Linked DNA regions of Homo sapiens: regions 1, 3, 4 and 5 are each linked to region 2. A link is a contact called in ENCODE Hi-C or POLR2A ChIA-PET data. All regions are on one chromosome and are shown on one strand. Each heading gives the region's core, a stretch centred on a gene start or an enhancer-like site at or near the end of the contact. The rest is flanking DNA. Distances are from core to core; before and after follow the strand shown. Region 1 overlaps PCNX1 (pecanex 1). Region 2 holds the start of COX16 (cytochrome c oxidase assembly factor COX16). Region 3 holds the start of PCNX1 (pecanex 1). Region 4 holds the start of SIPA1L1 (signal induced proliferation associated 1 like 1). Region 5 overlaps PCNX1 (pecanex 1).

Evidence for each region. Hi-C counts contacts between places; a loop is a spot of excess contacts on that map. ChIA-PET counts read pairs that join two places held with the same protein, here RNA polymerase II (POLR2A). Pooled maps may share reads with other maps.
Region 1: POLR2A ChIA-PET joins it to region 2 with 11 read pairs in T-cell. The contact joins the enhancer-like site here to the promoter of COX16 in region 2. POLR2A ChIA-PET finds 5 or more read pairs at or near these places in 3 of 52 experiments (T-cell, activated CD4-positive, alpha-beta T cell and activated naive CD4-positive, alpha-beta T cell).
Region 3: a loop to region 2 is called in a map of PC-3, with 9 times the contacts of the local background. The contact joins the promoter of PCNX1 here to the promoter of COX16 in region 2. A Hi-C loop is called at or near these places in 1 of 168 maps with a recorded cell type or tissue (PC-3) and 12 of 50 pooled maps. POLR2A ChIA-PET finds 5 or more read pairs at or near these places in 1 of 52 experiments (T-cell).
Region 4: a loop to region 2 is called in a map of CD4-positive, alpha-beta T cell, with 7 times the contacts of the local background. The contact joins the promoter of SIPA1L1 here to the promoter of COX16 in region 2. A Hi-C loop is called at or near these places in 2 of 168 maps with a recorded cell type or tissue (CD4-positive, alpha-beta T cell and CD8-positive, alpha-beta T cell) and 6 of 50 pooled maps.
Region 5: a pooled map shows a loop between it and region 2 (4-fold over the local background). The contact joins the enhancer-like site here to the promoter of COX16 in region 2. A Hi-C loop is called at or near these places in 7 of 50 pooled maps. POLR2A ChIA-PET finds 5 or more read pairs at or near these places in 2 of 52 experiments (GM12878 and OCI-LY7).

The regions. Positions count from the first base shown.
Region 1 is chr14:71,113,683-71,118,866 of GRCh38, reverse strand. PCNX1 (pecanex 1) reads right to left here. Exons shown (of 36, transcript NM_014982.3): 36 at 3,485-5,184. Among named protein-coding and RNA genes, the nearest start is that of SIPA1L1, 200 kb to the left of the region's middle. RefSeq lists a silencer at 1,841-2,135. Within about 2 kb of position 2,171, at least 3 of the 41 ENCODE cell types and tissues checked have a DNase peak (open chromatin) inside an H3K27ac peak, as active enhancers do.
Region 2 is chr14:70,356,964-70,361,452 of GRCh38, reverse strand. It overlaps COX16 (cytochrome c oxidase assembly factor COX16), which reads left to right and starts at 1,770. Exons shown (of 4, transcript NM_016468.7): 1 at 1,770-1,934. The coding sequence starts at 1,866. All of the region lies in intron 3 of SYNJ2BP-COX16 (SYNJ2BP-COX16 readthrough), which reads left to right. It also overlaps the pseudogene RNU2-51P. RefSeq lists enhancers at 1,191-1,280, 1,741-2,050.
Region 3 is chr14:70,904,252-70,909,377 of GRCh38, reverse strand. PCNX1 (pecanex 1) reads right to left here and starts at 1,919. Exons shown (of 36, transcript NM_014982.3): 1 at 1,375-1,919. The coding sequence starts at 1,527. RefSeq lists silencers at 767-1,106, 1,267-1,606, 1,827-2,016.
Region 4 is chr14:71,318,417-71,323,033 of GRCh38, reverse strand. It overlaps SIPA1L1 (signal induced proliferation associated 1 like 1), which reads right to left and starts at 2,558. Exons shown (of 24, transcript NM_001386936.1): 1 at 2,531-2,558; 2 at 1,853-1,912. SIPA1L1-AS1 (SIPA1L1 antisense RNA 1) reads left to right here and starts at 1,186. Exons shown (of 4, transcript NR_184180.1): 1 at 1,186-1,360. RefSeq lists a silencer at 1,640-2,659 and an enhancer at 2,920-3,079.
Region 5 is chr14:70,970,150-70,975,228 of GRCh38, reverse strand. All of the region lies in intron 5 of PCNX1 (pecanex 1), which reads right to left. Among named protein-coding and RNA genes, the nearest start is that of PCNX1, 65 kb to the right of the region's middle. Within about 2 kb of position 2,673, at least 3 of the 41 ENCODE cell types and tissues checked have a DNase peak (open chromatin) inside an H3K27ac peak, as active enhancers do.

The DNA.
Region 1 (5,184 bases), core at 922-3,421, 760 kb before region 2:
ACCCTTCAATCAAAAATAATGAGGAAAGCTGTACAAAGCATAAAAATATACTTGAAGGTGTTGGAGTGCTACCGCAGTAACTACGACTTTAGGGGCCAAGACCCCAGAGAGAAGGAAGCCCAGAGAGGGAAGACTGGTATTTGGTGTTGTAACAGGACTGCCAGGTTTGTATGCCCGCTGGGCGACAACAGATCAATACTACACTGACAACGGGAACTGCAGCAACATTGGAATTTAATAATCCAAGGCTGCTGGATGAGAAAATGGAGGGGAATTCTCAAGCCATGAATCTGTTCCCTCGAGGGGTTCTGGGCGTGTCTTTAAGGGGATGGTGGAGGACAACAGGCTGGAAAATTGGGGTTGTTGATTGGTCCTGGTAAAGAGATGAAATCATAGGATATGGAAACTATTCTTCCATGAGTCAGCTTCTTACGGGGCCCTTCAGCCAGCCGGTGTCAGTAGTTTCGTTGATATGCAAAACCTAAAGGAGAAACTCTTAGATTTTAGCTATAGAACAAAGTCTTGTGACAAGGCCTACATTTTCCTGGGGTAGTAAGCAGCGGCCAGCTACAGGGAAGTAGGCCAAAGGGCAAGCTGGCTTAATGATTACTGCTCATTGTACTGCAAACCTAGTTGAATTTTATTTTCTCCCTTAATCAATTTTATAAAGTTTTCTTGGGGATGGTTTCAGTGCCACATCTGCCAATTTGAAAGCAGTGGCTGAGAAACTGAGCAGTGATTTTGGACTTTCACAAGGCTGGGGTGTTTGTAATTACAATTCAGGGCCCGCCAAAGATGAAACCCAGTCTTTAAGTTTGTATATCTAAAGGGCTACACCCTAGTAGTAAAAGAGAAACAGATCAGTTCTCAGAAGGCTGAAGATCATCTTCCAAACAGCTCATTCCCTTATTTCCTACCTTGTTTGCCAAAAGTAAAAGTAGATCATCTTGAGGAAGATTATAACATCTACAGCCTCAATTATGTACAGATTTTCATATACTGTGTCTGGCATTCAATCAGAATGTATTCTGAATGAATACCAGTGTCTGGTATTCAATCAGAAATACACAGACAAAAGACAAAACAGAGAAACAAGAGGGGGAAAAAAAAAACAACAGAAACAGAATCACAGGAGACCCAGATGTTGGAATTATCATATATGAGCTTTAACTGTAGTTAATATGTTTAATAAATTAAATAGTGAGCAAGAACATCAGCAGGTAACTGGAAATATATTAGAGGATCAAATGCAAATTCTGGAACTGAAAAATATACAAATTAAAATTAATAACTCAATAGATCAGTTTAGCAGAATATTAGATACAGATGATGAAAGAAAAATAACAACTGGAAGATATGTAGAATAAAATATTTAAACTAAATATGGAGAGACCAAAGATAGGAAATTCAGAAAAGAACATGAGATAAAGGACATGGTAAAATATGTGTATAATTGTGGTGTGAGAGGAGGAGAGAAAAATAATATGGCAGAAGGAATATTTGAAGAGATAATGGCCAAGATTCAGTGATAATAAAAAACACTTTGGCAAGATAAATACAAAGAAAACTACACACAGGCACTATATGGAAAGCTTTAAAAATCAAAGACAAAAATAATTGGAGGATTAAAAATACATTGCCCTTAAAAGAGCAACAAGACTAAAAAAATCATGAAAGGTAGAAGACAGTGGAATGATTCCTTTGAACTGCAGAAAGAAAATAACTGCCAAGCCAAATCTCTGTATCTCACAAAAATAAAGTCTCTGTATTTATTTCTGTATCTCACTGAAATAGTCTCTTTCCTCCAAATTCAAGATAGCCTTTGTTCACAGGAGTTGACTCGGGGTAATCAAAAGTTATATGCAGATTTTCAACTGTGCCGGGCGTTGGCACCCCTAATCCCTGCGTCGTTCAAGGGTCAACTGTATTACAAACACACAGAGGCACTACTGGGTATCTGGTTAAGTTCAGTGCTATCCTGGAATGTTGACTTTATATGATAAAGACAGGTCAAGAATATTTGCTTTAAGATGAGGCCACAGATGTGGAGTATTTTTATATGGGCCGGTTGCTTCTGTATCCGTAAATAGTGCTCTCATAAGAAAAAAGGAACCTCGGACTGAAAGATGACTTTCCCCTTTTGGCATGGTTCACTGGGCACTGAAACTGAATGGCATCTTTAAAAGTTTCACAGACAAGGTAGATTCATCTCCAGTTATTTGCTGTTAATGCTTGAGAAATTGCAAAGCAACCTTGGGATCCTCTTGCATTAAATTACATTTTCCCAAGGATGAAGCTTAATTATATTTAGTTGCCTTGGATAAGCACCTATGGAGGAAAAATTTTTTTTTTTTTTTTGGAGACAGCATCTCACTTTGTCACCCAGGCTGGAGTGCAGTGGTGCAATCTCAGCTCACCGCAACCTTCGCCTCCTGGCGGAGTAATCTTCCCACCTCAGCCTCCCAAGTAGCTGGGACTACAGGCACACACCACTGTGCTCGACTAATTTTCAAGTTTTTCTGTAGAAAAGGGGTCTCTATTGCTCAGGCTAAGAATAAATATTTTATATAAGTAAGTGCTTATATACCCAGGAAGCCACCATTCTGTCATGCCCTTACTTCACAAAGTGTTGCTTTCCACCCTTCCCCAGGGGAAAACACACCTAACATGGCAAGATTCATTGGCTACAGTTCAGCGAAACATTTTTGGATCCTTTAGGAGGAAAAATCTTACATAAACTGCACTTTAAGAATAAGGTTGTGCAGGATCTGGATTAAAAAAAAGAATAAGGAAGAAGTTTTATGGGACCTAAATTTCACGTCAACAGCCCTTTGAATCTCTGGCTCTACGAGGAATGCAACTAATCCAGGGAATGCCTTTCTTTGAAGATGTTTTATGCCACTGTGACCCCAGAGGAAAGATAGATAGCAAATTATTTGGACTCTGATGCAAAAGGCATATAATCTGTATCCTGCTGGTTCTGGTTCTTACTAATAAATAGTTAAAATGATGCATTAAAGGATTATAAGTGATTTAATCAAGAATATGTCTATTCTCATTGTAAATTAGCTTGCATTTTCTGTATTATATGTGAAATCACTGAGTTAGTACACACTGCAAATATACCAAACAAGTTTGTACCTGCCTTTGATGACCATAATCCAAATGTTCTTTCCATTTTCTGTATTGTAGTTTAGTCTGTGATTGAACATTTTTATCCTACATGTTCTATCTAATATTGTTAATATGTAACATCGAGATAAATTCAGAAGACAAACTACAACCCTTGCACTAAGAAAAGTGTGAAACAGACCATGTTTTAACATGAAGTATGATGTACGCTTTTGATCTATTGCAAGTTGAAGCACATGTTTACAGGCCAAAGCTTGTTTAAAATGATTTCAGAACCAAGTGTGAACATGCCATACAGAACTTAATATAGTGTACTCTAATTTTTCTCAGTTTGACAAAAAATGGACAGAAGGCAAAATGAAAAAAAATTTATTTCCTCAGTGTTTTATCCACTGTCAATACTGTATTTTTGATGCAATATATTTGCCAAAAGAACTCAGCTTTTATTTTCCATTTTAAACAACTACAATATTTACAAGCTGTTCAGAATAACACTCAGACACACACACACTCACAGACACACGTAAGTACATATGTCCTTATCTCTGGTTTATACTGAATGCTGGTAAAGGCCATGAATACTTTCCAGAGCCCATGATCAGAAAAGGAAAACCCATTTTCCTTTCTTACGTTCACTTTCCTAGAATCATTTTCAATATTCCTCCTTCCATTTCCTCATGCAGAGCTCATTGCCAGACTTGTATAGGTTTAATCAGTTTTTACATTTTACTTTTACTTAAACTATAAGCTTTTAAAAAGCATAAGCAGACATGATTCCCCCCCCCCCCCCCATTTCTATTATTTTGGTTGTAGAATCAAGCTTCATAGATAAAAAATCTTGTTCAATCACAAGTACACTAAACCCAAGAGTCATCTGGAGCAGCCATCTTATGCTCTATCACTACTCTGTTGTGAATTCCGGGGCACCACCTCATTGTGCAGGTAAAACTCAGGAATTCATCCCCATCACAGTGTTAGATGACCTTTGTTCCTTCTAGCTTGGCTCCACTGAATCATAAATTGTCAGGTACAGAGCTGAGGCATAAGAAAAAAGGTATAACCCTATATAATAGGTATAAGTCTTAGAACAGAGTTGTCATATAACCTTGTGGTGACAATCAGCTCTAGTTCCACCAAAGAATGTAAGGTTGATTCCACAAAATGGCAGATAATGAAGTTCAACTCACAAATAGAAGTTATCTTAATTCAGAAAAAGTATGTTGTATGTAGGCAATAAAGATAAATTGTTATACATAATTCTTGACAGATGACTCTGGTGAGGTGATTCAAAGTAGAAAATATACTTCTGTTTCAAGCAAACTTACTCCACTCATATCCTACCAGATTTATTTGTATAATAATTAATTCCTTTCCAATCACAGTTCTTCCTAGACAGACATTTAACAAGTAAAAATAAGACGGCCTGGGTGCATATCAATCAACCAAATTAAAAACAAACAAAAAAGATAGATAAATGGAGAAAACGATTGGCTTTTTAATACTTATTTTTAAAAAGCCATATTCAATGTAATATTAGAATTATGCTGTCCCAATGCATGGTAGTATCTAATTTTTTTCTTCCTCAACACCAATGAAACAATATCCATGTAAGACTGAAACAGAATGTCCAACCTCCATTAGCAAGTTCCATGTACCACATTAGCCTTGACTGACGTTATTATCTCCACTAATCTCTGAATTAAAGGAAAAGCCTCTAGAATAAAAAGGGACACTTTATACCTTATCTAAACCATGTATCCTATCAAAAGAGAAAATTAACTGGGTCTCTGTCCAAAGTAACTTTATATGATTACATTACACAGAAAAAGAATACGAATGAATAATGACGACTTAAAAAACAAACATACACACACACACACACCCCAGAAAAGGCTTTGTCCATATTCATGACAAATTAATTAAAATAAATATAAATGAAATTAACAATCTGGACAGCAGTTTATGGTTAAGTAGCTAGTAAATATAAATTCAAAGAATTCTGACAAAATCATTATTACCTTTTTCTCAAGTCACATATTTATTTAGGAGGAA
Region 2 (4,489 bases), core at 521-3,020:
CTTAACTAACCTGGATGCCACGTGAGATTTATTTATTTATTTTTGAAACAGGGTCTAGCTGTGTCACCCAGGCTGCAGTGCAGTGGCATGATCACGGCTCACTGTAGCCTGGACCTCCTGGGCTCAAGTGATCTTCCCACCTCAGCTTCCCAAGTAGCTGAGACCCCACCATGCCTGGCTAATTTATTATTATTATTATTATTTGTAAAGATGGGGTCTTGCTTTGTTGCTCAGGCTGGTCTCGAACTCCTGGGCTCAAATGATCCTCCTGCCTCAGCCTCCCAAACTGCAGGTATTACAGGCATGAGCCACCATGCCTGGTCTGCATGAATTTTGAAATATCAAAAGGAAGTAAATAAGATGGGAGAGATGCACCGTTCCTGGGTTTCTGGAGGTATTGAAATACAGGTTGATGTGTAGAGTGGTGGAGCAAACTCCTATTCCATCTCCTTGCTTCAAAAACCCATTTAACATATTTTCCTTGGATAGAGAATGTGTCAAATATTAAACTGTTAAGAACAGATACTACACTTGATCTTAGCCAAAAGGATAAGTTTCACTGGAGTAGCCTGCAGTAGATCTGGAGCTTCTCTTCTGGAGACCACTTAAGAGGCTACTTTAATAGGTGAAAAGATGATAAGGAATTAAAAAAAGGAACATTTCAGTGGTAACAGAGAGGCAGGGACAGATGGAAATATTTCAGGAATAGCATGGAAGATAATATTCCGCATCACCTGCACTCTGATTCACTCTGGTAAATGGGACACGTGGGGGATCGGCTTCCTAAGCTATCCCAGTACTTCACACATGTTTGTTTCTGTGCCCATGAAATCGCCAGTGTCTTTAAGGTAAGGATCATATATTTTTATCTGTGTTCCTAGAACCCTTTCAAAGACACGCTGAAAGGTGGCCTGTATGGTTGCTGAATCATTGGTAAATAGACATTCATAAATGACTAAAGATTACAGGTTATCTCACAGTAAAATCATTAGCATTAAAAGTTCAGTAATGACTGATGAGACACTACACTGATTACATTTCAACCTAATCTTTCAAAAGCGATTTATTTTTAAAAGTCTCCATTAAACTGGCAAATTCCTCATCCCACAAATAGCCATAAAGACTGGAGTACCAGCTTCAAAATACTTTTTTTTCTTTTTTCTTTTTGAGACGAAGTCTCGCTCTTGTTCCCCAGGCTGGAGTGCGATGGCGCGATCTCTGCTCATTGCAACCTCCGCCTCCCGGGTTCAAGCGATTCTCCTGCCTCGGCCCCCCAGTAGCTGGGATTACAGGCGCCTGCCACCACGCCCGGCTAATTTTTGTATTTTTTTTTTTTAATAGAGACGGGGTTTTACCATGTTGACCAGGCTGATCTAGAACTCCTGACCTCAGGTGATCTACCGGCCTCGGCCTCCCAAAGTGCTGGGATTACAGGCCACCCACCCAGGCCACCGCGCCCGGCCTCAAAATACTTTTTTCCTTAGCTGATTTTATCGAGTGGCTATGTGCCTAAGGGAGTGTTCTAAGCAGACGTTAGTTAGGACCCAGAACGTGGGAAGTACTGGTTTCCAGATCAATTTGGTGGTGATCGTAAACCGATTCAAATCTCTAAATCCCAATTGCACGCCGACGTTACGGAACCAAAAACGCTGACGCCCACATTTCTGGGCGGACGCACAAGTATGTTACGATGGCTCGATTGCTTTTGCCTAGCGGAAACCATTCACTAAGGACCGAGCACCAAATAACCAAGGAAAAGGAAGTGAGTTAAGGACGTACTCGTCTTGGTGAGAGCGTGAGCTGCTGAGATTTGGGAGTCTGCGCTAGGCCCGCTTGGAGTTCTGAGCCGATGGAAGAGTTCACTCATGTTTGCACCCGCGGTGATGCGTGCTTTTCGCAAGAACAAGACTCTCGGCTATGGAGTCCCCATGTTGGTGAGTGGAGTGAGGAGGATCTTCCGCAAGGGGTGGGACCCTCCTCCTTGGCAGGATCAAGACCTGGGAGGGAATCTGTAAAATGTGAAGTTAAGGGCTGGCACTCGGGCTAGGAAGGAGCTAGCGACGGGGTGAGAGCTTTCCTAAAAGCTCTTCCACCAGTCTTTTCCACACCCCCACTTCCCCGCCGCTGTCCCCCACTCCCGGTTGGATTTCAGGTGTACTAGGATCTGTCTGCTTGTGAGCGTGGCGTCTTTCCCATCGTCGAACGCGGTCATTGTTACTACCCTTGATTCACAGTTAAGTAAATTGAAGCTCAGAGAATTCAGTCAGAACCACACTTTAAGCCAAGTTTGGATGATTACTAAGCTTGCTTCCTCGCCCCCAACTTAGCTATGTTTTGACGATACTGTGGATCATTGGGACTAGATGTATTCCATTTAACTGCACGAATTCCTGGTATCTTTCTGTTTCATCTTTCTAGTTTGTGAATTAGCTTAATACTTAGAGTTGTGATGAACTAATAACACCTTGTGAATAAAGTGTTGAGTACGGTGCCTGCCACATTGTAGCCAGAATGATTGCTGTGTTATAATTTCTAAAGCACGTTGAAAACAGCTTCCGTGTTTATATGGTTTCATCCATATCCACACTGAGTTCCCTAAGGATGTCATGAAATGCAGGCTGAGGCTGGCTTAAGACAACCAGAGTTGAAATCCAGATGACTCTTATTTGCTTTTTGATTACGGGCCAGTTATTTTGCTTCAGCAAGCCTTGATGTGTTAGTAAATGAAATAATTAAAGCATATGAACAAAAGCTGCTTTTAAATACAGACTATATTTTTATTTTGTATGAATGTTGGCGCAGATGAAATTACCAGCTTTTCCATTTAAGCAGACTAAAGGAAAGAAGTGATCTTAGAAAGGTAATGGATATTTTACACAGTTTTGAAAAATCCACATTCATCAAATGTGGATTTTAGGAATCTCCAAAAGATTCACCCATTTGAAGTATCTGGGCCAAGCACGATGGCTCACACCTGTAATCCCAGTGTTAGGGGAAGCCAAGACAGGAGGATCGCTTTAGGTCAGGAGTTCCAAACCAGCAAGACCTCTGTCTCTCCAAAAAAAAAAAAAAAAAAAAAAATTGTTGTTTTTAGCAAATTCGATATTAGTATACTAATATATTCGTATATTAGTATATTCTTAGTTATGGAGCCATCACCACAATTTTAGAACATTTTCATTGCCCCCAAAAAAGCATCATAACTAATAGTAGTCACTTCCCATTTCTTCCTGCCTCTTAATGCTGGCCTGGTAAACCACTAATCTACTTCTACCCGTAAATTTGCTTATTCTGCACATTTCATATTAACACACTAATACAACGTGGGTTTTTTGTGACTGGATTCTTCCACTTAGAATGTTTTTAAGGTTCATTCACATTGTAACATATATCAATACTTCATTCCTTTTGATGGATATAATTCCATTGTTTGGATATATTTTATCAATTGATGAACATTTGGGTTGTTTCAATTTTTGACTATTATGAATAATGCTGCTATGAACATTTATGTACACGCTTTGTGTGGAAGTATGTTTTCATTTCTCTCAGGTAGGGAATATACCTAGACGTGGAATTGCTAGGTCATATGGTAACTCTTCAACTTTTTAGGATGTGCCAGATGTTTTCCAAAGTGGCTGCATCATTTTACATTCCCACCAGCAAGATATGATTTTCAATTTCTCCACATCCTTGCCAACACTTGTTATTGTCCATCTTTTGAATTATTACCCTTTCTAGTAGGTGTGAAGTGATACCTCATTGTGGTTTTGATTTTCATTTCCCTAACGACTTATTATGTTGAGCATCTTTTCAAATGTTTATTGGTCATTTGAATATCTTTTTGGAGAAATGTCTGTTCAAATCCTTTGCCCATTTTTTAATTGGACTATGTTTCCTTTTATTGGACAGAGGTTTCTTTAAAACCCAAAACCAACAAATCTGCCAGTCTTTGTCGAGAGGCTCTGCATGCTTTTTTGGGCATGCTTTCAACATTCAGCCATGCAATTTACAGCTCCATGTATAGCCTTCACTTCTTACTTGCTCAGAGCTTCAAATTAGTCATAAGTTGAGAATTTAGGGCCTTCTCAGGTCTTTCTTGGGCATATACATTGCTCTGGGCATGTACACAGTTCTAGTTATTTGCATGACTTTCTAAATTCTCAGGAATATATTTGAGCTTTTCAGAGTCCTCTAAGGACACCTTATTCCTATTATCTACCACATCAGACAGTCATAATGTTAAACAATTACCTCTGAATTTTTTTTTTTTTTTTTTTTTTTTTTTTTTTTTGACAAACGCTTCCTAGGAGAAGTCTGTTCATACTAGTTGAGCTCCATGTCAGGTAAACTACAGAGAGCTTTGTGAATAGCATCTTCCAGGAAGTACCAGACTGGTGAAATGATGACATTTCTCACAGAATGGTGTTTTAAAGAGCTCCAACCTCTCTACCCTCTTCACTTGGTGCCAGGCTTTACATCATGTTTG
Region 3 (5,126 bases), core at 670-3,169, 550 kb before region 2:
GAAAATTATAATACTTCACGATAAATTTTCAGAATGCAACAAGACTGAACAAGTCCCCCTAATAAAACAAGCCACAAGCCATCAGCATTTCTTAATGGCTTTTTTTTTTAACCTCAAACAATAAGTCCCTTCAAAACAATTTCAACGAAAAATGTGAATCTGCTTGAGAATGTGCACATCTTCCCTCAAGCAGACACTTTTCCTGCCAATTAGTGAAACTGAACTTCACTTAGGGAAGAATTGGGTGTCCTCACCTTTTGCACTTCTCATAGTGGTCCTCCGGGATTTTCTAACTCAGCACCCTGTCTCTAGCTCCACAAAGAACCTCAAAGTTAGCAGAAATACATTCAAAGGAATTCTCCTAAAATAAAAAGTTCAGATCCTTTCCTCCCCTCTGACTACTTTAAAATTTTATATGAAGCCTTAAGTAACATCTCTGTCCACACGAGTTTCCCTAACGCCCCACCCTAACCTGTGCTTTAGAAACTGCGCTTAACAACTTTCAATGTTGCTTTAAAAACACAGATGATTCAGAGAAGCTGATCGCACCGAATTCAGCAACAGGCAGTACTCTCTCTCCCTACTCCTATCCGCCAAAGGCCTTGAACCAAGCCAAACAAATCTGCTGAAATGCCAGCCAGATTCCCCGTTATCTCCCCGCTCCCTCCCCCCAGGGAGGCCAGGAAGCACCACGGCCACCGGCCACGGGGCCGAACAGAGAAGAACCGCTGCGAAGCACAACAACGGTTTTTTAGAGGCAGGAGGGTTCCGAGCCGGGTTTTCAGCCACCACCCAGGACCCCTGGAGGACGAGCCCGGACGACCCCCACACACACTCGGAGCAGAGCCGCACGGTCCCCCGCGCTCCCGGGGCTCCGCACGCGGATTAGCGGCGAGGCGGCGGGCGGCCTCTCCCGGGAGCCCCGGACGAGGGCCGCGGCGGGGGCGGGCAGTGCCGGATGCCGGGCGCCCGAGGAACCCAGCGTGCCAAGGATGGATGCGGCGTCCCCTAAAGCCGCAGAGCGCTCGGCGCCTGCCACACAGCCCCACGGGCGGGGGGCCCCGGCGGGGACGGCCTAGCCGAGTGGCCGCAGGAGGGAACCCCGAGAAGGGGCCTAGGACGCTGCCGCTTCCCAGTGAGCGGGCGGGGGCGGCCGGCGCGGGTTGCCGTGGGCTCGTTGCTCGTGTCACCTCCGAAACCAGGAAAGCCCCGAAGAGAGGAGTGGGAGCACGCAGTGGGGGCGGGGAGCCTCACACCGAGAGGGTGGCGGCCCCCGGGGGACGAGACCCCGTGGAAGAGGAAGAGGGCGCGACCCCAGCATCTCCCCACCGGCTCGCGGGGAAGGAGCCACCCGCTCCCCGCCCCCACACTCACCATGTAGAGGGTGAAGGGCAGGCCCAGCAGAAAGAGCCACAGGTAGAGGTGCAGCGCGTTCACGAAGGTGGCCTGGTGCGGGTCGTAGTACCAGCCCCCGCTGAGCGCGGCCCACACCCCCTGTCGGAGGATCTGCAGCGTCTGCGACCCCATCCCCACCCGGCGCCGCCGCCGTCGCCGCCGCCGCCGCCGCCGTCCCCGCCCCGGCCCCAGCTCGGCCTCGGTCGCCGGAGCCTGCAGCTGCCCCGTCTATCCACCTCCGGAGCTCCGGGTGAGCGAGCCGGCGCTTCGGCGGTCGCTGGTGCTGCTGCAGGAGGAGGAGGAGGCAGCAAACGAGGAGGAGGAGACCCGAGAGGAGGAGGCGGCGAGCGGCGGGGCGGAGGACGGCGGAGAGGAGGAGACCGGCCTTCTGAGAGCCGCCGCCATCTTGTCTCCTAACACCCGGAGCCGCGGCCCGGCCCCCGCCACCCGCGGCCCGCCAGCGCCCCCACTGCCGCCGCCGCGACCCCCGCCGGCCGCCAGCCCTGGGCCAGGCAGAGAAAGAGGCCCGGCGCCAGGGAGCGACCGAGAGGAAGCCGCGCCCCCTCCAGCTCCTCCTCTCCGCTCCCTCCGCCCCCTGGGCCGGCTACGGTGCGCGCCGCGCCTGGTCCGCCGCGGGCGCCTCCTGCCGACGTCCGGGAGAAGCGCGCGTCAACGCGGCCGGGGTTCAGGGCCCCGGGGGCTGCGGAGGTGGCTGAGACGCGGCTGGCTGGTCCGGAGGACCCCATTCTGCCCCTGGTAGGCCCCCTGGCAAGTTCGCCTACGAGTCTCTAAACGGGGTCTTTCTGACTCCGAAACTAACAGATCTTGACTCCAGAAAAGCGTCCTGCCTGTCATTTATGATATTTGTGAAAGACCTAGGAACAACTGAAGCTAACACCTGAGATACTGAAGGCCTGGAAGAGTTAGGTACGGCTGATGACACTGTTGAAAAGTCATAAACGCACCCAAGTTGAGCAAGAACTGTGTTGGCCCGTGTGTGAGAAAAAATAGCCACGTCCAGACTGGGAGAATTTACTACTTCCAAAGACAAGTTAATAGAAGCGGCACAGGACATGGAAGTATGGAGTGGACAGGTTACCATTTGTACGCGGTGATTGTATTTTTAAATGTGCTGTAACTAGCAGCCATTTTTATTAATGGGCCAATCTAAACAGGGTTGAAAAAGATTAACCGTGACGCCACCCCAAATTACAATAGGGTCTTGTAGATCTCTTTTTATAGCTGTAAAAACGGAATCATTCTTGGCTCTGTGTAATGTTTATAAGGCGTGTCTGATCTCACTGAATAAAATTTTATAGAAAAGTTTGAAATTTGAGTTTATTGAAGTTTGGCTTTTATGGCAATAAAAGTACTGTGTATTCCCAGATTACAGTTGCTATAATTAATGAGGGAAACAAGAGCCAAAGGAAACTGGTGATATTTTAAGAAGAGTAATGAAAAACCGTTACAATACCTCCCAGTGCCATACCACTTTATAGTTGCTCAGACACTATCACACCCATTCCATTCAGACCTCAGGACAACCCTTTGAGGGCAGCATAGCAGCTATTGTTATTTTATGGATGAGAAAACCTGTAAACTCAAGTAAGTGATTGGCCAAATGCTTATGGCCACTTATTGCTCATAAGCAATAAGTGGTTGAGAACTCTAAAACCAGCAGTCATGCTAACTGCATGCACTGAACTTTGGAAGTTCATTTCTCAAGGCTCTCCACCTTATTATCCATTTCAGGTAAAAGTTTGAATTGATTAAGAACAGTTCAGCACCTTCTGGTTATCTGTGACCAGCTTAAATACATGACCAGTTTTCGTCAAAGTGCAAATTCTTAGGGCATCATTCTATAGACACTCTGTGGGGTGGTACCCAGCAATCTGTTTTAACAAGTCCTCCGGAGGATTCTAATGTAGCTTACCACTGTAGAACACCACACCATCCCTAGCCTTGATTTGTTTATGTCCTTATAACCACAAAGCCACTGAGTTCCAGTAAGATACCTTGAAATTGAGAGCTGTGAGTAAACACTGGACAAAATATACTTTAAAATATATTTGTATATCTAAAAGCAAAATTATGATTAAATAATGCAATTTTACAATTAAAATAGTGGCCTTGAAGCTGGTGTCATAGATACCAGCTATTGTCAAGTTTTCATTTGTTTCCCCTAAAGGAGACAGGAAAGCTCTCTGGGAAGGTTTTGGAAGTAATCCCAACCTTTCCAACACAAAGAAAGATGTAAACAAGGATAAAATTCCAATACCACATCAGTTTCCACAACAGCAAAGATCCGCTATGGTTTAATATAAAAGGATTAACTGTAATGAGGGTGAGGTGGATGGGGAGAAATGGAAACTAGAACCAGATACATCCGTGGAATCGGAGGCCAACCCAGCTGGCGTGATAAACGTTCAGCCAGAATGCAGTATCTGGAGGATATGGAACCGGCAGCAGGCCAGGAAGGCAGCCGGCATCAGGCCTGTTAAACAGAGAATGTGGGTGTTGTAAGCCAATGGACAGCTGGAACACATAGCCTTGGAAAATCCAGGAGTGGGCAAAAATTGGGAAATCACGGCAAGCCTTGAGAAAGTGTGTTGCTTATAGCAAGGCCCCAGCTTCAGTGCTGGGGTTTTCTAGGTCTGCCCTTTCGTTTCTACAGGGAATTGATGAAAACAAATAGAACTCAGATCCTTGAGCTACTGAGATACTCACTGGAGGCCCAAGTTTGAGGACCCAGCAGGACAAAACAAATATTCAAAGGCTGGATCTGGGGGGACAGAGTGAGACTTACAAACAAAGCAGGAGCCTAATACCTAGAACTAGGACCAAACTTCACACTGAGCATGGTTGCCTTATGTTGAAGTCCCAGAGTGTTAATATAAAGCTCTAGTTGCCCTCCAAAATGACTGGGATTGATCCCAGAACCTGAGGTGTGAGTCACATGGCAATAGCCATTGGGTGAAAAGGGGTTAGCAGGATTGGCAGGCCCAGAGAGTAGAAACAGCAGTTAGAGACTACATCTTTCAGCTCTGGACTGGTAGGAGCATTTTAGAAAAATACTAATTAACTGACTTAGGGAGTAGCAATTGAGAGTATCCAGTGAAAAAGCTGACCTTTCCAAATGACTGACTCAGTCATTGGGACGGGGTGGATGGGGGGGAATGAGGGGGCGGGGAGAAAGACAATCCTACAGCGCTCTCTGTAGCTCTCAAAATGTTTGTGAATACTGCCTGCCACAACAAGCTTCCTATTTTATAAACTAGAAGCTAAGGCAGAGAGAGGTTAAATGGTTTACTCAAGGTAGCACACTCCATCATGCCCATAAAATATAACAGCAGGACAAAAATCCAGGGAACTAATTTTGCTAAGTGTTAACCCTCTTAGCCATGCATAGAAGCCATTAATAATGTTACACTTAGCATGTCAAAGTTAGCAGCCATGACATACTACCAAATCACCATTTGACATTTGCTCATCTCTCAGCTAATCCTATTAAAATTATATTTTCTGACTAGCTCATAGGCCTCCTGGGGACTGAGAGTACTCGACAGCAGATGCTGTCTCCTGCCTGAAAAGGACAAAGCTGAATGTACGAAATCTAATAACCCCACCCAAGCCCACCTTGGAGCAGAGTCATGCAAACTGCAGCTCTGATCCATTTTTGTGTGGCAATTATCTGTTTTAGACATTATGGCCCACATGTCCTGCCAATGATC
Region 4 (4,617 bases), core at 1,309-3,808, 960 kb before region 2:
TCAGTACAAAGTATCAGAGAGGTGCTTTGCAATTATTACCTGGAGTTGAAGTCAACCTTGCCATAGACTCCTCCAATGAAATCACAACTATCACTGACTGATACTTCAGATTTTAAAAGTTCACTGTACCAGAATTGCAATTTCAAACTCGAGGAGCAGAAGCAGGAACTGCAGAGAAGCTAACAACAGCAACACCTACTGACTGTCTCAAGCCACTCACCAAACTTGTTCACTCAGTCAACTAGAAAAATCAAATGACAGTCAACTTCAAGAGTCCTTTACTTAAGCATTAATAAGAAAATTAGTTGTCAGAGACATAAAGCCATTCATCCCCCAAATCTCTTATTTTGCCTCTAACCATTTATGTGGAAACAATCACTCATCATTTTAAATGCACTGTTAATTGTTAATGCTTTAGCATAATTGATTCCATGGGAAAAATGTTTTAATATTAATATTGTAGTTAATAACTGGGATGTCATCTAATAGTTGGACACATCGGTGGCCATAATAAATTAGCTGAGACCTACTGTTATTACCACTGTTCCATATTATCCTCTTTTTTAAATCCTGGTAAAGGTAGCTTAATTGCAGCTTTCAAAAAACGAAGAGAAAAATGACAGTCGTTAAATCAGGATTATATAGAAAACTAATATTATTACTAAACTGGCTGCAGAATTCAGTATGATCTAACCTTGCACGTTTCCAAAAGATTCAGTCAGAGAATCTTTGCCTTGGACGGATACTCCATAGGAGAAAACAGGAGAAAGTTGACACTTAACTCCCACAGAGTACCAGCATAAAGACAATGGCTTTAAGAGTCTGACTCAGAGTTTCAACATGAAAGGTTTGCTTTATAGAGGAAACGCCAATCCCAGTCCATCCAGATAGACCTGGAACCTGATGAAAGTCGACACCTTTATTCTGAAATTTGCATCACATCGCTGGCTCCAGTTTAGAAACATGATCGTTTCACAGGTAGTATGCATTTCAGCGAATGCTGCCTCTAAACTACCCGTCAGGAAAAATAAAATCTATAAGGTAATCGTAGTCTAGGAGCCATCAATCCCCAAATGCTTCTCTTAGAAAACGAATGCCAACAATTTAGCTAAACATCTTCCTTGGAAGTGAGCCATTTCCCATGTCTCTCTGTTCTCCAAACCGCGATGAAATTTCAACCTGCCCAACACGATTACTGGTCCACCTAGAAATGCCGTGGAGCGATTTAAGAGCCTCGGAAATTTCCTTTAAGGTCAGGAGAGAAGCTGGTAACAGATGGGGCGAAGGAGGAAAAGTTCTTTTTGCGGCACCCTCACGCCTTCCCAGCCCTTTCGCGGTTTACTCGCTCCCCGGAAAGCAGGTTAGAGCATCCCAAAATTTCATGTCCCCAAGACCCCCAAAGGGGAAATTAACCACCCTCGGGCACCGAGCTGTTCGTCTCCATTTCCCACAACTCAACCAACTCGGCCTGCCTACTCCAGCTCAGGCTGCAAAGCGCTCACCCAGGTGACTGGAGGGGAAGGGTCGCCAGGTGGCGACCAGCTCAGCGGGGTGGACGCAACCGCCCGGACCGGGACGCGGGTCTCCTGGCCTCCCGCAGAGACGCCTGCCCAGTAGTTGTGCAGATTCGGGTTCTGGGGTGCGTGCGCGCGCGCCGGGCGCGGTGAAGCCGGACTCGCCCCCGCCGGGCTAAGCTACCAGCAAGCCACCAAATCGAAAATCAAACTTTAACCGGCCTCCTGGGGTCCTGCTCCGGGCCCTGGACCCCAACCCCGGCCAGAAACAGGGCAGGGGGCTGTCAGCCGTCCTGCACCCCCGCTCCCCCCAGGACCCGGGCGCGGGGACCACTTACCGCTCGGCCCGGCCTCCCGGTGCCGCCGCGCGTCCCGGGCGCGTCCGCCGCGCGCTCTCCCTGGGGAGAAAGAGAAACCGTGTAGACGGCCGGCGCGCGCTCACTCGCCGCCTCCTCTGCGGAGAGCGGCGAGGCCGGCCCGAGGCGGGCGCCGAGCGCGGAGCGGAGGGGGGCCCGAGGGAGGCGGGGGTGGAATCAGCCCAATTCCCGAGGCTGGCTCCGAGGGGGACCCGGAATACAGGCTGGCGGGGGGCCGGCGGGGGCCGAGCTCCCGGAGGAGGGGAAGGCGGAGGTGGCCCCGTCCTTGGGCATCAACTATTGTCTAGGCGCCCGGGCCCCCGCTCGCGCCGTCCCCGAGGCTCAGCGCCCCCATCCCGCCCGCCAGCAGAAAGAACTGAGGGGGCGGCCAGTACGGGAAGCAAGTGCGGGGGTCCGGGCTCCGAAGGTCCAAGGTGGGCGCGAGGTTGCCGGGGGGGGGATGAGGAGGTGCGTACCGCATGGGGGAGGGGACAGGTAAGTGCGGACGGGGGCGGGAAGGCCCCAACGACCGGTGGGGGAGGAAATGGGGAGGGAGCCACAGAGGCGGGAGGGAATGGAGTGGCTGCGGGGGCGGCCTCTGGGGCCCAGACCTGGCCCTCCCCGGGGACCCTCCAGCCGGGGACTCGGCGCTGCACTGACTTTTCGCTCACTCGCTCACGCACGCACTGAACTCGCTCACAAAGTTGCCGGCAGTGGCGGCGCCTCACTCGCCCTTCCCCTCCCCGCCCCGCCTCCCGCCCCATTCCTTCCCCTCCTTCACTCCTCCCTCTCCCCCAAGTCTCGGGTGAGATCACCACGGAGCGGCTTAGCGCGGCGCACAAGTCTCGCGAGAGAAGCGGCGGCTGGGCCCTGCAGGCGGAGGAAGTGGAAAAAGTCGCGGGAGGGTAGGGGACCGCGGAACTTCTGGTTGCTATGACGACGGCAAAGCCCTGGATTCCTGTCTCCTGCGGAGAGCAGAGGCTGCAAACGTGGGTGCAGTTTTCAACCTGCCCGGCGCACTGGCGGTGGGGAAAGCTAGGGGTGGTTGCGGAAGGATAATTTTTAAGCCGATTCAAGAGGGCATCTCGAGAGGACCACAGTCATGATATCTGGCCAAATTTGGCAAATGAGACTAATGTATTAAGAGGTTCTGGGACAGGTTTCTGCCTTTCTAGGCAGCACATATCTGCACCCCAAATTTCTACTATATATTCAGTTTTTCGGCCTTCTCTTTCAATCTAATTCCTCCATCCCCACACTCCCCATGCTGCCTCCCTCCTCCTCTTCTCAACTCGCAAACACACGCAGACTGGGCTCCTTCAGGAACTGGCTCATTCATCTCTGTATTCTCAGCGCCTCTATAGGCTTGGTCCATACTACATATTGGCCACTTTTTTGACAAGTTGAACGCAACAGTCCATGCCTGTCCTCAGTACTTGCCTTTGGCCCTAACCTAGAGAGTTCAGTCAAGTTTGGACTCTATCAAGCTACCCTCCCATTTCTGTTAACACCTTGTCTTTTTCAATGGTAATAATCTCTGCTTTCTCCATATTTTTCTCGTAAAAACCCTATTCACCATGGTGAGGGGAACTTTTTTTTTAATCATTAGGCATCCGCAGACGCCTTTATACGTACTCCAAAATGCTAGTAAGGATGAAGATGAACTCTCCTCAGCCCGTGTCTTTTAACTGTAGAAACTTTTCTGAGGTGAGGGTTATTATATACTCACTGCCTAAGTAAAATGGATATTATGAATAGAAGTTAAACTTTAGATTTCAAAATGAATGAGTAAAAATAGATACCATTGTATGTGGATTATATCTCAATTTTTAAAATTCCTATCCATGAACATGGGGAAACCATTATTTAACTCAGTCCCACAGAACTAGAAACCTAAAGCATAACCTAAGCATATGAGGACTAGGCAGTCAAAACTTGTAAGTCACTTGCAAGTTTAAATCCTGTCAATGAAAGTTTGTGTATTAGAAACCTAAGTGATACTAGACAAAGTCAGCAAACTAGGGTTTACGTTTTTCTGTGCCACTAATAATTGAGTCTCCTTGAGAAGTTATTTAATCTCTCTGATTCTTCATCTGTGGGGGGTACCCCACATGTTAGGTTATTACAGCTTTAAAATTCTATAGCTGGCCGGCATGGTGGCTCACATGCATAATCCCAGCACTTTGGGAGGCCCAGGTGGGAAGACTGCTTGAAGCCAGGAGTTTGAGACTATCCTGGGCAACATAGAGAGACCCTGTATCTACAAAAATAAAAAATATTAGCTAGGTATACTGACATGCACCTGTAGTCCCAGCTATTCAGGAGGCCGAGGCTTGAGAATCACTTGAGCCCAGGAGTTAAAGGCTGCAGTGACCTCTGATCACACCACTGCACTCCAGCCTGAGCAACACAGTGAGATCCTGCATCTAAATATATATACACATATGTATGTGTGAGTATATATATATATATATATATATATATAATTTAATATAAGAGCTCTTAGACCTATAAAATTTTCCAATAAATAACAAATCTTCCTTTTACAGCAAATGATAAAAAAAGTTTCATCTTATAGTAGGTCAGTTTCACAAAGAGTAGCTATATGTTGACAATTTTCTTTAAATGTTGACAATTTTATTTTAAAATTTATCTTGTCCCAACTACAAAAACAACAAAAATATTGACCATGTTACAGTAATTTCAAAGGTAATCTATAGTTCATGATTTGCTTTTACACTAACTCA
Region 5 (5,079 bases), core at 1,424-3,923, 610 kb before region 2:
TTTCTAAAAACTCTTTATCTCTAATAAGCAATTATCGGTTGGTGTGATATTCACATTTCAAGGATATGAATTTTACAGAAAACTTATCGACTCTGAGCAAGTAGTTGAAAATCACTAAATCTAAGATAACAAAAGGTTTTTTTAATGCTAATGATCAAAACCAACTTCCTTCTGATAAATTAATAAAACAGAAATGTAAGTATTTCATTTTAAAAGACACAGCCAAACTTACTTTAATACATGCACTTTTTTCGATACTGCTAAACAAATATACCACAAAAGGTTTAATTTTGTCAGAAAGAATTTCGGTGGTTTCAGGAAATTTTCAGGTAAATATATTTTTTCTTACTGTTACCCATATGAAAAAGATTATATCAAAGTTAAGAGGCTCAAATCAACACAAAAAGATACATTTTTCATCGAATCAAACTTTTTTTAAAATAATTGTTATTAGTGGCGTTTAGAATAAGAAAGACATACTGCTCATGGTGGTACCAACTGGTGTAACCTTCTTAAAGCAATCTGGCAATATGGCCAAGAAACTTGAAAAGGTATTCTTATCTTGAAGGTAAGAAATTGTTGCTAAAGGATAGAGTCAAATATGCGTACAAGGTTTTTAGCACAAAGTTGTTCATGTCACCTTATTATAAAAGTTCTTAAAGCACAAAAAGTATAACAATGTCCTATAAATAACGATTGAATATGTGGTCCACTAATAATTTCATACAGGCACTAAAAACATTTTCAAAGATTATGTAATAACATGAGAAAATAATTAAGTGAAAAAGGTGGCACTGGCTGGGTGCAGTGGCTCACGCCTGTAATCCCAGCACTTTGGGAGGCCGAGGCAGGTGGATCACGAGGTCAGGAGTTCGAGATCAGCCTGGCCAACATGGTGAAACCCCATCTCTACTAAAAATACACCACTGCACACTCCATCCTGGGCAACAGAGCGAGACTCCCTCTCAAAAAAAAAAAAAAAAACAACAAAAAAAACCACAATTCCAGTTCTGTAAGTTTAAATGAATGCTAATGGTATATGGGCGTATATTTTTATAAATGCGAAAAGTGATATACCACAGTTAGCCATAAAAAGAAATAACATCCTGATACATGCCAGAATAAGGTAAATGAAAGAAGCCAGACACATTAAAAAAAAAAAAACCACATATAATTGTGTTTATATGAAATGTCCAGAATAGGCAAATTCAAAGAAACAGTAAACTAGAGGTTGTCAGGGGCTGCTTGAAGGGGAAATGGGGAGTGTAATGGGTGCAGGTTTCTTACTGGAGTAATGAAAATGTTCTGGATTTAGATAGTGGTGATGGATGCATAATATTCTAAAAACCACTGAATTATATCAAAGCAAAAAAATATGAAAAAATGATATGCAAAAAAAAGTTTATCAGTGGCAGAGGTCTAAATTTTTTCTTCATACTTAACTATATTTTCTAAAGTTAACATATATGTTACTTTTATAAACAAAAATCATACCTTCTTTCTCTCTCTGATCATCCCTATCAATTGATTATGGATAATAATCAATTATACAAACATGTTGTTATATCTCTTACAACATCTTACAAAATCGAAATCCCTCATCTTTACTTCTCCTGCTTGCTATCACCTTTACAAAAATTCACTGAAAGAGTTGTCTGTATTCACTGTCTGATTCTTCTCCTCCAATTCTCTTTGTATTCCAATTCAACTCCCCTAAGACCGTGCTTATCAAGGTCACCAACACCCCCTAAATTGTTCAATCCAATGGTCAAGTCTCAGTCTGCATGTCACCTGACCTATCGGCAGCACTTGACAAAGCTGGTCAATCCATTCTCCTTGAACACAGGTGGATAACAGTCTTGGTTTTCCTTTGATCTCACTAGTTGTTCCTACTCAGTCTCCTGGACTTCTTAAACTAAAGAGGCTCAGGGTTCACATCTTAAAACTTTTCACTTTTTCTTTTTTTTTTTTTTTTTGAGACAGAGTGTTGCTCTGTCACTCAGGCTGGAGTGTAGTGCTGCAATCATGGCTCACTGCAGTCTTGATCTCCTAGGCTCAAGCAATCCTCCTGCCTCAGCCTCTTGGGTAGCTGAGCTACAGGTACACTGCACCACACCCAGGTAATTTTTTGTATTTTTTCTTAAAGGCAGGGCTTCACCATGTTGCCCAGGCTGGTATTGAACTCCTGGCCTCCAGCCATACTCCCACCTTGGCCTCTCGAAGTGCTGGGATTATAGGGGTAAGTCACCGCACCCAGCTAGAACTTTTCACTTTTCTACCTATACTCCCTCTTTGTAAATCTTATCCAGTTTTCTATCCCCATGACAAACTGAAATTCAGAAATACCTGTAACTAGTTCCTCTACCTTCTACCCAGCCCTCATATTCCCATGGGGACGGTCTGAAGTTCTGATCTTGGATAGGGAAGGTATGAGCGAGAGGTAGGGAAACTGTAGATTATCTTAGAAGTGAAAAAGTTAAAGATATACCCCAATATCCTGTTTTCCCCCAGTCATCCTGAATCATGTGACAAAATGAGTGCCAACTAATCAACTAACTGTTAACCAACTAAAGGCTTGGATCCTTGGTTTGGATCCTGTAAATCCAAACCAGAGGAGTAAGAGTACCAAACGATATTTAAGCCAGCATGAACATTTGCCACTAGGTGGCGCCAAACCATAGCCAAGAAAAGGGATTTGGATCAAGAAGTAAAGGCCACATAAACCCCAAGCAGCTAACAAGTATGCTTGCCCTGATACTTCATCAACTTAATAATACCCAACCCCTTAACTGACATGACTGATTTTTGTTGTTGTTTTTATTTATCCACTGACAACTCCTGAATCTAAAACCCCCAACCTAGACCTCTTACCTGAAATCTGGACCTCTCTTATCTACTCATTGCTGCTTACAGGTCTAACAGCACCTGATAGGCCCTGAACTGAACCCCCTAACTTACCCCCCTTGCTCTCCCCACCCTGAATCTGCTCCTCCTCAGTCTTTCCCCTTTCAGTTGGCGGGCCCCCATCCTCCCTGATGCGTAACTCAAAAGCCTTCATCTATGACCACTACTTCTCTCACATAGTATATCCAAATCCATAACCTATCTTCTTAGTATCTTCTACACACACAGTCAGACTACTTCTCACTACTCTGATCTGTGTTCTGGATTGCTGCAATAATCTGCTGAGTGAGGTCCCTGCTTCAACTTTTGCCCCTTTTAATATATTCCTCAAAATAGGAGCCGGAGTGATTCCACTGAAATGAAATACAACCCTTTAGCAGTTCCTTATCTCACTCAGAATTAAAATTAGCACCTTTAAAATGGCTTGCAAAACTCCATACTGTTTGGCCCTTCACTTACTCTGAGCCAGCCACAATATTTCTCAAACCTGACAGGCATGCTCTTGCTTTAGGGCTTTGCCCTTGCTGTTCCCTCTGCGTGGAGGGGGCCCCTCCCCTCAGATATCCTGAGAGCTCACTCCTCCTTCTTCAGGTCTTTGCTCTCAGAGAAGCCCGCCCTCAACTACTCTATTTAAAATTAAAATTTCCCTAGTCCCCACCAATCCCTATCTTCTGTCTCTACTTACTACAGTATATGTTGATTGCTACCAGTATGATTCCATATTAATAGTAGAGAAGCCACATGAGGGTGGAACTTTTTGTCTTTTTGTTCACTGATTTATTTCCAGTACTTAAAACAGTGCCAAGAGTACTCGACAATATTTGTTAAATGTTAAACATATGGAAAAATGTTGCATGATAAAAGCAAGTTTTAAAACTATAGGCCGGGCGCGGTGGCTCACGCCTGTAATCCCAGCACTTTGGGAGGCCGAGGCGGGTGGATCATGAGGTCAGGAGATCGAGACCATCCTGGCTAACAAGGTGAAACCCCGTCTCTACTAAAAATACAAAAAATTAGCCGGGCGCGGTGGCGGGCGCCTGTAGTCCCAGCTACTCGGGAGGCTGAGGCAGGAGAATGGCGTGAACCCGGGAAGCGGAGCTTGCAGTGAGTCGAGATTGCGCCACTGCAGTCCGCAGTCCGGCCTGGGCGACAGAGCGAGACTCCGTCTCAAAAAAAAAAAAAAAAAAAAAAAAAAAAAAAAAAAAAAAACTATATAAAGTAGTATAGCATAGATTTTAAAAAGCATAATTCAAAACTAGATTTGAATTATAGGACTGTCACTTTGTAGCTGTGGGACTTTGAGCAAGTTTCTTATAATTTCTCTCTAAGCAATAACATGCTTATCTGTAAAGTGAGAATAATAACAGTGCCAACTTCAAACGTTTATAGTGAAGATTAACTGGGTAAATGCATATAAAATGCTTAGAAGAGGACTTAAACCAGGGGTTGACAAACTAAGTCCCATGAAGCCAAATCCAGCCCTCAAACTTGTTTTTATAAACCAAATTTTAGGATGGCACAGCCATGCCCACTATTTATGTATCGTTTATGACTCCTTTCACTCTACAATGGCAGAGTTGAGTAGCTGAGTAGCAAGAGAGACCACATGGCCTACAAAGCTATCTGGTCCTTTAGAGAAAAGTATGTTGACCCCAAACTTGGCCAATAGTATGCACCCAGTGCATGTTAGACATCACTGTCTATGTTAATGTATAGTTGCAAGGGTAGATTCGTGTGTATATAATTCCCAACCTACCAGACTATAAAAATCTTGTTTGCATATGGTACTTTCCAGATATAAAATAAGATATATAATCCCTAAACACAAGGGCACCAACCCCTCTGAGATTATTATCTAGTTGTTGAGACACTGTAATGGTCTCATATTACAGAAAAGGATATTATAATTCTCAAAGAAATTGATATTGACTGATTGATTGGTTGATTGACTGAGAGAGAGAGAAAGGGTCTCCCTCTGTTGCCCAGGCTGGAGTGCGGTGGCACTACCACAACTTATTGCTGCCTCAACCTCCTGGGATCAAGCGATCCTCCCACCTCAGCCTCCCAAGTAGCTGAGACTATAGGCACACACCATCATGCCCGGGTAAATTTTTTTTATTACTTTTTGTAGAGACAGGCATCTCACTATGTTACCCAGGCTGGATTCAAACTCCT